2 separate regions of the Mus musculus genome follow, and region 1 is linked to region 2. The links are chromatin contacts, found by Hi-C or POLR2A ChIA-PET in ENCODE. All regions are on one chromosome and are shown on one strand. Each heading gives the region's core, a stretch centred on a gene start or an enhancer-like site at or near the end of the contact. The rest is flanking DNA. Distances are from core to core; before and after follow the strand shown. Region 1 holds the start of Akap9 (A kinase (PRKA) anchor protein (yotiao) 9). Region 2 holds the start of Mterf1a (mitochondrial transcription termination factor 1a).

Evidence for each region. Hi-C counts contacts between places; a loop is a spot of excess contacts on that map. ChIA-PET counts read pairs that join two places held with the same protein, here RNA polymerase II (POLR2A).
Region 1: a map of heart shows a loop between it and region 2 (4-fold over the local background). The contact joins the promoter of Akap9 here to the promoter of Mterf1a in region 2. A Hi-C loop is called at or near these places in 4 of 37 maps with a recorded cell type or tissue (heart and left cerebral cortex). POLR2A ChIA-PET finds 5 or more read pairs at or near these places in 1 of 5 experiments (Patski).

What each region holds. Positions count from the first base shown.
Region 1 is chr5:3,925,980-3,931,205 of GRCm38, forward strand. Akap9 (A kinase (PRKA) anchor protein (yotiao) 9) reads left to right here and starts at 2,207. Exons shown (of 48, transcript NM_194462.2): 1 at 2,207-2,511. The coding sequence starts at 2,464. Gm51438 (a long non-coding RNA gene) reads left to right here and starts at 2,610. Exons shown (of 2, transcript XR_003955841.1): 1 at 2,610-5,226.
Region 2 is chr5:3,891,684-3,897,014 of GRCm38, forward strand. Mterf1a (mitochondrial transcription termination factor 1a) reads right to left here and starts at 2,250. Exons shown (of 2, transcript NM_001013023.2): 1 at 2,192-2,250; 2 at 1-214. The coding sequence starts at 183.

The DNA of each region.
Region 1 (5,226 bases), core at 957-3,456, 34 kb after region 2:
TTGGGGCTGCAGAGGTGGCTTAGTAGGAAAAGTGTCTGCCTCACACGTGTGAGGAACAGTTTGCACCCCACACATGTTAATGCTGAACAGTCACAGTAACATGCTTGTGACCCCAAGCTCAAGAGGGAGAGATGGGTAGGACCCGTGAAGCTGGCTAGTTAGAGTAGCTGCATTGTCAAGGTCTTAGTTCCAGCCTCCATCCACATGTGAAACGTGACTAAGGAAGCCCCCAAGGCCAACCTCCAGCATCCAGAAGCACATGAATACATATCTGACTTCCACACATGTAAACATACGTGTGCACTCAGAGCACACATACAAAAGAGCCTCTGCAAATCCTGACCCTTTTTATTTTTTAATTTTTTTTTTTTTATTGTTTGGAGACATAGACAGCTAAATAGAAAAAGACTCAAATTCACGGCTTGGCAGCACTAGCTATGACTTCCATTACCTAACCATGGGAAGTTGTCAAGTGGTTTAACCATTCAAGCTTTCTGTTTCTTATTCTATAAAAGGAGGCATATAAACCACCATTTTCCTTTTGTCTGAATTATATGAATACATGACATGGAGACACGATTGAACAGGTATCATAAGAGATGGCCATAATTCCACAGATGTGCCCTTCTAATAGATCAGCTATGTCACTGAGCAGCGTTTATGCCTGAGACAGGTACATATAATTGATATAAGTGATCTAAAGGGAAATGCAGAAATAATCTTGCAACATTTAGCAGATCACTAACATCTTTAGTTACTAAGATGGAACAGATTGCAACAAAGAGTTGACCTGCTGAGCCACTGAGAAAGGAGAGCCCATTAACAAACAGGAAGTCTGTCAGATATCCTGGGCTTGCTCCTCCTAGGCAATCAGAATCAACCGAGCATCACTTAACTCCAGGCAGTTTAGAACACTTCATTCTAGACCTGGAGCCACAAAGGGCTCCCGAGAAAAACACGCCTCTCTTAGATCAGCCTCTTTTACTTTCCTTTATTCTTATGATGAGGTGTCTGTTCTCACGTCCCCAATTCCAGCTGAGAAAATGGGGCAAATACACACTTGATTGTTTTAGGTTGGCACAATTATGTTTGAAATATAAGATTTCTAAATTACAGGTACTAGAAACATTTTTGGTGTCTGATAGAGCTAAGGTTTTTAGTCTCCCCCTTTCATATGTATATCCAGTTAACACTACTTCTATGATTAAACTAATATCTTTAGTTCTTACCTGCTAATTTTTCAGTCCAAACCTATGTTAAAACAAAGAAGAAAGGCTCAATCTGAGACACTAAAATGGTTCGTTCACTCCAGAAATGGATTTGAGGGGCAGGAGAGGGGAAAGAGGGAGTGAGGGAAGGGAAAGAAAGGATTGCCAGAGCAGGTGGGGGAGGAAAGATGTTAAGAATCGATTTATAAGCACGGCTCAATAAAATGTAACAAAGTTTATTGGGCATAATCTTTCACAGTAGCCATTTCAAGAAATAGAAAGGACAAAGGTTTGAGTGTTTTCACATTCCAGGAGCAGTCATAAATATTAGGCAGCTCGTCCAAGAACTCCAGGTAAAGTCAGAGAACCATAGCTGTTTTAAGGTCTTTAAAGTTCAAAGTTAACATAGTCCCTTTTGCTTGGAAAACCTTTTTCCAGCCCTTTACCTGAGGTAATGTCTACCTCAGAGGTGAAGGGGAGAGAGGTAAGCCAGGAGGGGTCATGGTGGGGTGGGGGGGATGGGAGGAGAGGGGGGCTGAGGTCAGGATGTAAAGTGAATAAATAACTAATGGGGGGCTGGAGGAGGGAAAGTTAGGGTAGACTGGCTTTGTTCCCAACTTAGATTCCGAATTCGAGTTCCTTAGGAACACAGTTGCCAAGGAGAAGGAAGCCCCTAGGAGTGTCTCAGCTTCACTCCAGAGAACAAAGAGTTGGGAGAAGGCTCTACCGTAGGCTGCTCTTCCAGCGCAAGGCGAAGGAGAAGACTATGGGTTGAGAGGGAACCTGTGGGGGAACTGAGGGAGGGATTTGGGGTGAAGGAAGGATCAGGCTTCCCCGGGTTGGAGGGGGGAGGTTCCGCCCTCGCCCTTTCCACTGCGGCTCCTTGTTGTGAGGCCGCGGTCGCTTTGGAATTGGAAATGCAGCGCGGCGTGTTCCGAGCACCGGGTCCCCGGAGCAGTGGGTGTCGGGCCGCCGGACCCTGACCCTCCCTCCGCCCCGGTCAAGCCGGGCGCGCACAAGCACCTGCCGGGCCACGCTCGCGGCTGCGCCGGCCGCCCGCCCGCCCGCTCCGCCCCGCCGGCCGCCGTGTGTTTACGTGGAGACGAAGATGGCGGCGGTGACCGCGGGGCCCGTGCAGGCCGGCACGAGTCGCCGGTGAGCGCCCAGCGTGTCCCGGGTGGCCACGGAGCTCTGTCCGCCTCTTTCTAAACAGATCTTTCCTCTCCACTGCGTCCCAGCCTACCCTGCAGACGCCATGGAGGACGAGGAGAGGCAAAGGAAGCTGGCAGCCGGCAAGGCGAAGGTAGGAGCGCGGCGGCCACGGGCCGCGTCGGGAGGCGGTGACCCGGGGCGGAGGCTGGGGGAGAGGCCGGGCCGCGGGGCCGGGGCCGGGGCTGGGGCTGGGGCTGGGGCCGGGGCCGGGGCTGCGGCTGGGGCTAGGGGGCTGCGGCTGGGGCTGAAGAGCCGCCCTCTCTTGCTGCTGCTGGAGACCTGATGACTGCACCGCTCGGCTTGGTTCCTTTCTCCCCGGTGCCACACAAAACCCCCTCTCACCCCGGCTGTTAACTGCTAAGGAATTGCTTCGCAGCCACCACCCTTTCACTTTCTGAAGGGAGTTCAGGGAGTCGGCCAGGCTTTGTGCTTTCCGGAGCAAGGGTTTAGGGTTTTCTTTATTCCGGGAACACCCCTGCGCTGACCATCAGCCTGCCTTCTTGAGGTGTCACGCTGGCACTCTTGGTGTGTGTGTGTGATTGGCCTGTGACAGCTGCCTCGGCAGTGTCTTGAGTGTGCCACAAGTGCCAGCTGTGAACTTGGCTGTAGGGGCGTTCTTTTTGTTTTTTGTTTTTTGTTTTTGTTTTTGCCGTTCTTTGTATATTCGTGCTTGAGGTCTTTGTCATGGCAGGCTCTTTTGTAATGTGTGGAATGGAACTTCGGGGCATCGAAAGGTTCCATAGACTAAAACACCTACAGAATTGCTGTTTTAGATAATGTATTTGTTATTATGTATTTGGTAAGTTTGATTTTGTGTGGGTATGCGGGTATGGCAAGTCATGTATAATCCAGACTTATATGTAGGCATCTTCCAGTGGGCTTACTAAATAATTTGACACTGTTATGAATGGAATAGAATGATTTCTTTGTAAAATTACCTGTTTGAGCTTACCTTTGGACCTCCTTGCTCCCAAAAATGAAGTTACCTTTAAGATATAGTGCCTTTTTTTAAGACCTTATTGTTACTGGGAATAATTAAGTTATATTTTAAGCTTATTGTACTTGTTAGTTTGGAACTGTGATATGGAAGTGTTGTAAGCTAAATAAACCCCTCTCCTCTCCAAATTGCTTTGGTCATGATGTTTCATCATAGCAATAGTAACCCTAACGAAGGCACCTACCTTTCTTTTTTCTTCTCTCACATCATTAACAAAGGAAGCAGGTCAGTAATGAGTGAAGGGCCCTACTGGAGAGAGACGTTGGTACATGCTCAGCATTAGTTTGTTAAAGGAGTGTGTGCAATAGCTAATCTTGTATTTCTAGAATATAGTTAGTTGGTTTCCCATAAGCATCCTCTGTGTAAGGTCAAGATTTGAATGTGTCTCTGTGGCATTCTATAAATGGAGGGAAAGCCCAGCTTAGCTTCCCATTGTGCACCCCAAGGGACTGACCGGGCTCAGAGCATTGAAGGAATTGGAGGTGTAGTGTGCAGTCTTCCTCTCTTGTTCTCCCACCCTTTCTTTCTTTAGCAGAATCTTAGACTATAGTCCAGGTGAGCCTAGAGATCAATGTGTAGTCCAGGCTGGCTGGCTTCAGACTCTAGGGCAATTCTGTGTTAACCTTCAGAGCGATGGAATTCTGTGTGTGAGCTACTGTGTCCAGATAAGGTAGATGTCTTATTGACTACTTCATAATTTCTACTCCCTTCCCTAAATATATTCTGTGCTAAATATGTGTGAGGGACTCCTGCTGAGCTTTGTCTGCCTTCACTAGACCTGTCTTAGGGTTAAGTTGCTGCCAATAGATACTGGATTTATCTTTAGAAGAGATTGTGAATGTGGTTTCTACACATGTCTCTTTGTCTTTCAAAATGCTGTCTTTGTGGGGTTGGGGAGATAGGTGGTCTATTCACTGTGTGAACTGCTTGCTGTACAGGCATGTACACCGGGGTTCATAGTTGTAGCGCCCACACAAAGCTGGACGGCTGGACATGGTGGCATGCATCTGTAATGCAGGGCTTGGGAGAAAGGGACAGACAGACCCGTGGGACGTCCTGTCCAGTCCTCTAGCCAAAACACCAAGCTTGAGTGTCATCTGGACACCCTGTCTCAAAACATACTATACAAGGTGGATGGTGACAAGGGACAGCAAATGTGTCCCTGCACATAATTCATAGCTCTGCCTTTGGGGATGCAGTCTCTCTCCTAAAATTACTTTATTTAAAATATTACTTTGTCATAGAATTGCACCTACTCTCCCCATGAGGGTTATACCCATGTGTCTTATAAGTAGTTCTGGTAATGTAACAAACAGACACTGAGATAGCCTATGAAGACAACATGAAGAAAATAGTTTTCTCAGTTACCTGAAGGAATGTTCTGCAGCCATTACGCTTGTAGAGCCTCAAATGAACATGGGTCATAAAGTGCACCTTGTGTTTTCAAAAGCACTACATGTGTCTTTCATCTGTATAAACATGCTGCCTCTAATTAGGAGTGAAAAAAAAAACCGTATTGTGAATATAATCAGTGACTGGGGGGTGTAGCTCTGTGGTGCAGTGCAGAGCCCTGGATCCAGCTGACTTCATAAAGTCCCGTTTTATGGCAGGAATTGAAAGTACAGATGTGATGATTGCCTCTGCTCTGTGGGTCTAAAGGCAGACACAGGGTAGTGAGTCAAGTGCGGGCGCTCTGCAGTAGGGCCTGTGATAATTTATCTTCCCTAGTTTGGTAAAATGTTTTAGATACTGTTTACTTCCTGGAACATTATACGACGATGCTCTATTATTATGTTAATGCAGCTTCTA
Region 2 (5,331 bases), core at 1,000-3,499:
TAAGTTGCTCAGCAGGTCCTCCCTCTCCTCCTCCAAAGACTCCTTGTCCTTACTGTCGCATTCCGCACTAAACGGCCTGAATGAAATCGACTTGAGGAAAACTTCTGCTGAATATTGAAGCATCCAGTCTCTTAAATCAAAGAGAAAGTTTCTTCTCACACACCAGATGTTTCTTGATGCCATAATCATCAGGTAGCCCAAAGTTTTTCAAATGCTGTGTAAAATAACATATAATGTTAACATACAATATTATGTGACTAACTAATGACAATATCCAGATCCTTTAAATGCAAGGGGCCTTCCAGGAGAAAGCATCCCGCCCTCCAGCTCTCCTGCCCACAGACACTAATTTCTTTGCTTCTGGCTACCTTAATCTAAAGCTCTAAATGTAGCTCTGAAAAAAAAACACACTTCAGATTGTCTACTTTCCATCTTTAATGTCTTTTTTGAATTTATAATATCCTTTAAGTGGATCACATTGATTACACATGTATATATATATATATACATATATATAACTATATGTTATAAATTATATGTTTATTACATACTATAACTTATACATTACCTATTATATAACATATGTTATATATAAACATTATATATTATATATAAGCATATATATGTATATGCTTACACAAATCTCTGGACAACACCTATCAACATCAATCTCTACCTCAGTTTACCAAATTGTTTGCTTGGTTACAATGCAATAATTCTACACTCTTTTCCATCTTCAAAATGATATAGTTGAGGGAATGTGGTGTAAATCAGAGGTAGGTCAGTGGTACAGCATACGTCCATAGCACGCATGAGGACTTGAGTTCAATTCCCCAACCCCAGAAAGAAGAAGGAGGAATTAATTTTCTAGTTCAAAGTTGTTAGGTTTTAAACCTGGGACAAGAGTTTGCCAAGAACACTAGCTGAAGGGTTCATTAAACATATCAAAGCTGACCTTGCTTTCCTGTCACATACACATGCATATACATATATAACTTTTATATAAACCTAAATTCTCCATTAGAAGCATGTCCTATTGTTTGTCTTCATTATTCTCATATTCCCATCACCTTCTTGGTCACCCCTTCCTCCTACCAGTACTAACTACATTTATATCAGACTCACCAGCAAGTGCACGTGCCTGTACTCACACACACCTTTTTAAAGTCTCACATATTGTTAAACTGCCTTTTCTTTCAGAAAGGGTCATTTTCTTGAATCCTAGTTGTATTGCAAGGCCTTGTATAAACACACTCTTCATTTAAAAACAGATTGTTCAGCCGGGAAACTATACAGCATAATGCAATTTAAAAAACAAAGGTAGATATTGAATTGACTCCAGTCTTACTCTAAAAATAAACAACATTCTAAAAGGAATGTTAAATTTAGCAAATATCACAAAAATCTCCATGATTGTAATGAGTGAGGTCCAAGGAGGAAGATATACGTCCTATTCTGTCCCACAGTTGGAAAGCTCACAGGCTTTTAAAGAAAACTGATAATCATTCGCATTGGGGTACCACAATCAGCTAATTTTTTGAAGCAGCATTTAAGTGGAGAGTGTTTGTTGGTTTGTTTGTTTGTTTGTTTGTTTGTTTTAGAACTACACTTCAGCATCGGATTTGTCGTTAAGATGAGAGACTTTGGATATTTCCAGAAAAGGTAAGGGCCAGATGTTTCTACCACCACACCGCCAATCCGAAAAAGAAAAAGGCAAAAATACAACCAATGTAGTAGAGAATAAAGAGATCCAGGCTAGACACCTTCAAATCATTTTTGTGAGATGCACAACCTCTCGCAAACTAAACATTTCTCAGTCATAATAAAAAGAAAACGGCAACGCATGGGGGGAAGGTAGCGGAATCGCAAACGCACTTTAATACCAGAACCCCACGTTACACATACATTATTTCGTAATGCCCTATATATACAACAACCTAAGGGTGGGCACTGTCCCTAAAGTTACAAATTCCGAGCCAATGCCGAGCTCTTTGCTGTACGAAGTGTGGAGGGCTTGATGAGTCTAAACTCAGAACCGCCGTAATCCCACATCGAAGGCTCGCCTTCCCTCGGGCAGTTCTGCAATGGCCTTTAGCCATTCATCGCCCTGTCTAGCAGAGACTCGCAAGCCGCTCGCAAAGGCTCCAGCAGCTCCCCAGCCCCAGCCCGCACACTGCATCCGCGCTCCTACCAACGCTCCCGGTAGACACCTTTCACTTCCGCCTCTGGACGCCCGGGAGGGAGCGGAGTGCGGAAGTAACGGCTGACTTCCGGCCTCGGCCTGGCGCAGAGGTGACGTCACTAGCCCGGCGCGCTGTGCCTAAATCCTCGGCCGCCTGACCGCGGGAGCCCAGCAGGGGGCGGCTGAGACTGTGGCTGCGGGGACTCTGGGCTCTGGGCTGGTTCGAGACCACAGGGCGGCGCCAAGGCTTCCCTCTGGCTGGGGCTGAGATTCTGCCTGTACCAAAGAACAGGTTCAGTTTGATCTCTTTCTTTTAGGTTGCTTTATAGACCTTGGGGGTTTTTGTTTGTTTGTTTGGTAGGTTGGTTGGTTTTTATTTCCCCCAAATTCTTTTGCATTTTTCTGTTTGGTTTGGTGTTTGTAAGAATAAAGATTTCTATTTGGGAATTTAAATTATTAATAATCAGTTTACCCAGAAAGTGAAACTACTGATCACAGCTTATTCCTTGCCTGGGATTACTCAGTAGCTATTTATGGTGCACGTGTGGCTTACCTTCACCAGTATTGCGGAAAGCAAGACAACCTCTGCCTTCTGGACCGTAACTCCCATGGTCTCGCTTCTGCCTGAATATTCTCTCCTCAGCCTGCCCCATGGATTTTCATTTATGAACACCAGGAGATGGCTTTAGTCCTCTTGAAAGTGATATCAATGAGGAAAAGGTGCAGCTGAGATATTGGAGAGGTTGGGAAGACCAAGGGCAGGGAGAGAAAGATGAGGGGCAAAGAAGAGGTAAAGAGAACTAAGAGCAGTGTGGTAGATGATGTTTCTCAAGAGGCTGATTTGGGGTTCTCATCTTCCTTAAGGGTCTTTCTTTCTTTCTTTCTTTCAAGACAACTTTGTATGAAAGTTGTGTTGCTATGCAAACACCATTTGTTTTTTGAAAGGATGGTGACATGTAATGATGCTTGAGACTTTAAATGACTTCACTTGGAAGGAGGAGAGTAGGGAAGTCAAGATGAACCCCTCCCTAAAATTAGACTTAAAATCCTTGGGAATTAGACTCAATGTGTAGTTCAAATGCCATGTCTATGCTATCTTCAGAATTGCCCCTGGCCTCTTACAACCAAAGACTAATAATAATGATATAATTAGTAATATTGATTATTGTGCCCTTTCTGTCTGCCTCACTAGATTTTCCTTGAGAAGTTCACAGACCCTTACTTTACCACTAATGTCTAAGTCTCAACAAACCTAATTAGAGTGAGAAGAAATTAGCCCTCCATTCCTCTAAGAGAACCCACACATAAAATACCACCATCAATTGGCACCAGGATTCAATAAACAAATGTTCTTGCTACCTCTTTTTCAATTATACAAATCTTACATCTTCCTGTAATTACACTCAAGGTGTGTAGAAGGATTTTAATTTAACAACATGTCTACTCTAGCCAGAATACAGGCATGCCCTTAGCACATACTGTTAATCCCTCTAGCTGGAATACAAACATGCCCTTATTATAGACCATTAATCCCAAAGAATGAAAGTAAAGTTAGTTTGTAGAAGGAAGCACTCATGTTTGAATGTGATATCTATTGAATGGCAGATAACATGATGAATCAGAGAAACATTTGACAGAATAAGGATATGATCAATTCTCAGGAGAGAGAAGAGATGTGGAGGGAAGGATGGAGGGAGGGAGGAGGAAGTTTTACCAGGAGAGTTTTATAGAGATAGGTTGAAGAGAGAAAAGAACTAGATATAGGTAAAATGACAATGAGAAGGAGCCAGAAGATTAGAACAGATTGCTAAAATTAGTTTGAGGCCAAGCAGAGTCATTCAGTCAGAAGTGAGAAAAGGCAGATTAAATCAATCAGCTTGAAGGGGAGTTTGAGCCAGAACAGCTAAGTTGAGTCAGCCAGCCAGAGTCCCAAAAGAATTAGAAAGAGTGAACTCATTCATCAATAAGTCTCAGAGGCTGAACACATCCTAGCCTAGATTAGACTATTCTGAGGCTAGAAGTTTGCAGGAGAAGGCCCTTAGCAGATGGAGGCAGTAAGCCTCCAGAGAACAGTTACATCAGTGAATAAAGATACTTTTACAGAAGTCATTGTCTTACATAGGGTTACTACTGTTGTGATGAGACACTGTAACCAAAGCAACCTGGGGAGGAAAGGGTTTATTTAGCCTATGCTTCATCACCACTGTTCATCACCAAGGAAGTTCAGACAGGAACTCAGACAGAACAGGAACCTGGAACCAGTAACTGATGCAGAGTCATGGAGGAGTGCTGCTTACTGGCTTGTTCCTCATAGCTCGCTCAACTTGCTTTCTTTTTTAAAATTTTTATTAGGTATTTTCCTCATTTACATTTCCAATGCTATCCCAAAAGCCTCCCATACCCACCCACCCCCACTCCCCTACCCACCCACTCCCACTTTTTGGCCTTTGTGGGAAGCCACATGTGCCATTGCAGAGTGGCACTGACTACTGCTGGCCACCACGCATAAGTTTGGACAAACAACCAATGTATACATATGCAGTAAAGTTTTTTGCAAAGACACTGCCTGGCCCGGGCATGATAATGAGGCTTTGAGAGTATAACCAATCAGATGTGAGACATGCAAATGAGGTATGATAATGAGGCTCTGTGAGGTACAGAGAGAGAGTAGCCAATCAGATGAGGAACATGCAAATGAGGCATAGTGCATAACCAATCCGGGTGTGAGACACGCCTCTCCTAGGCCTATATAAGCAGCACCAGTTCTGGGCTCGGGGTCTTTTCGCCTCTACAATCAAGCTCTCCCAATAAACGTGTGCAGAAGGATCCTGTTGCAGTGTCGTTCTGGCTGGTCGAGTCCGCAAGAAGTGGTGCCGAAAACCTGGGACAAGAAACATCTTCAGGCATGAGCGAAGACCCCCTGCTACAGGGAGGATTCAGAACTGCATCGTGGGGAAGGAGTGGTTAATAAAGGTTCCCATAAAACAGACTGCTGAGAAGGATCTGGCGTGGATTCAGAACTCTTCAGCTGGGGAACGGTGGTAATGAAGTGTTCCTGCAAAACAAACTGCTGAGAAGGATTCAACTGCGTGGATTCAGAACTCTTCAGCTGAGGAACGGTTGTACCGGTAAGTATAAAGAAATTAAGG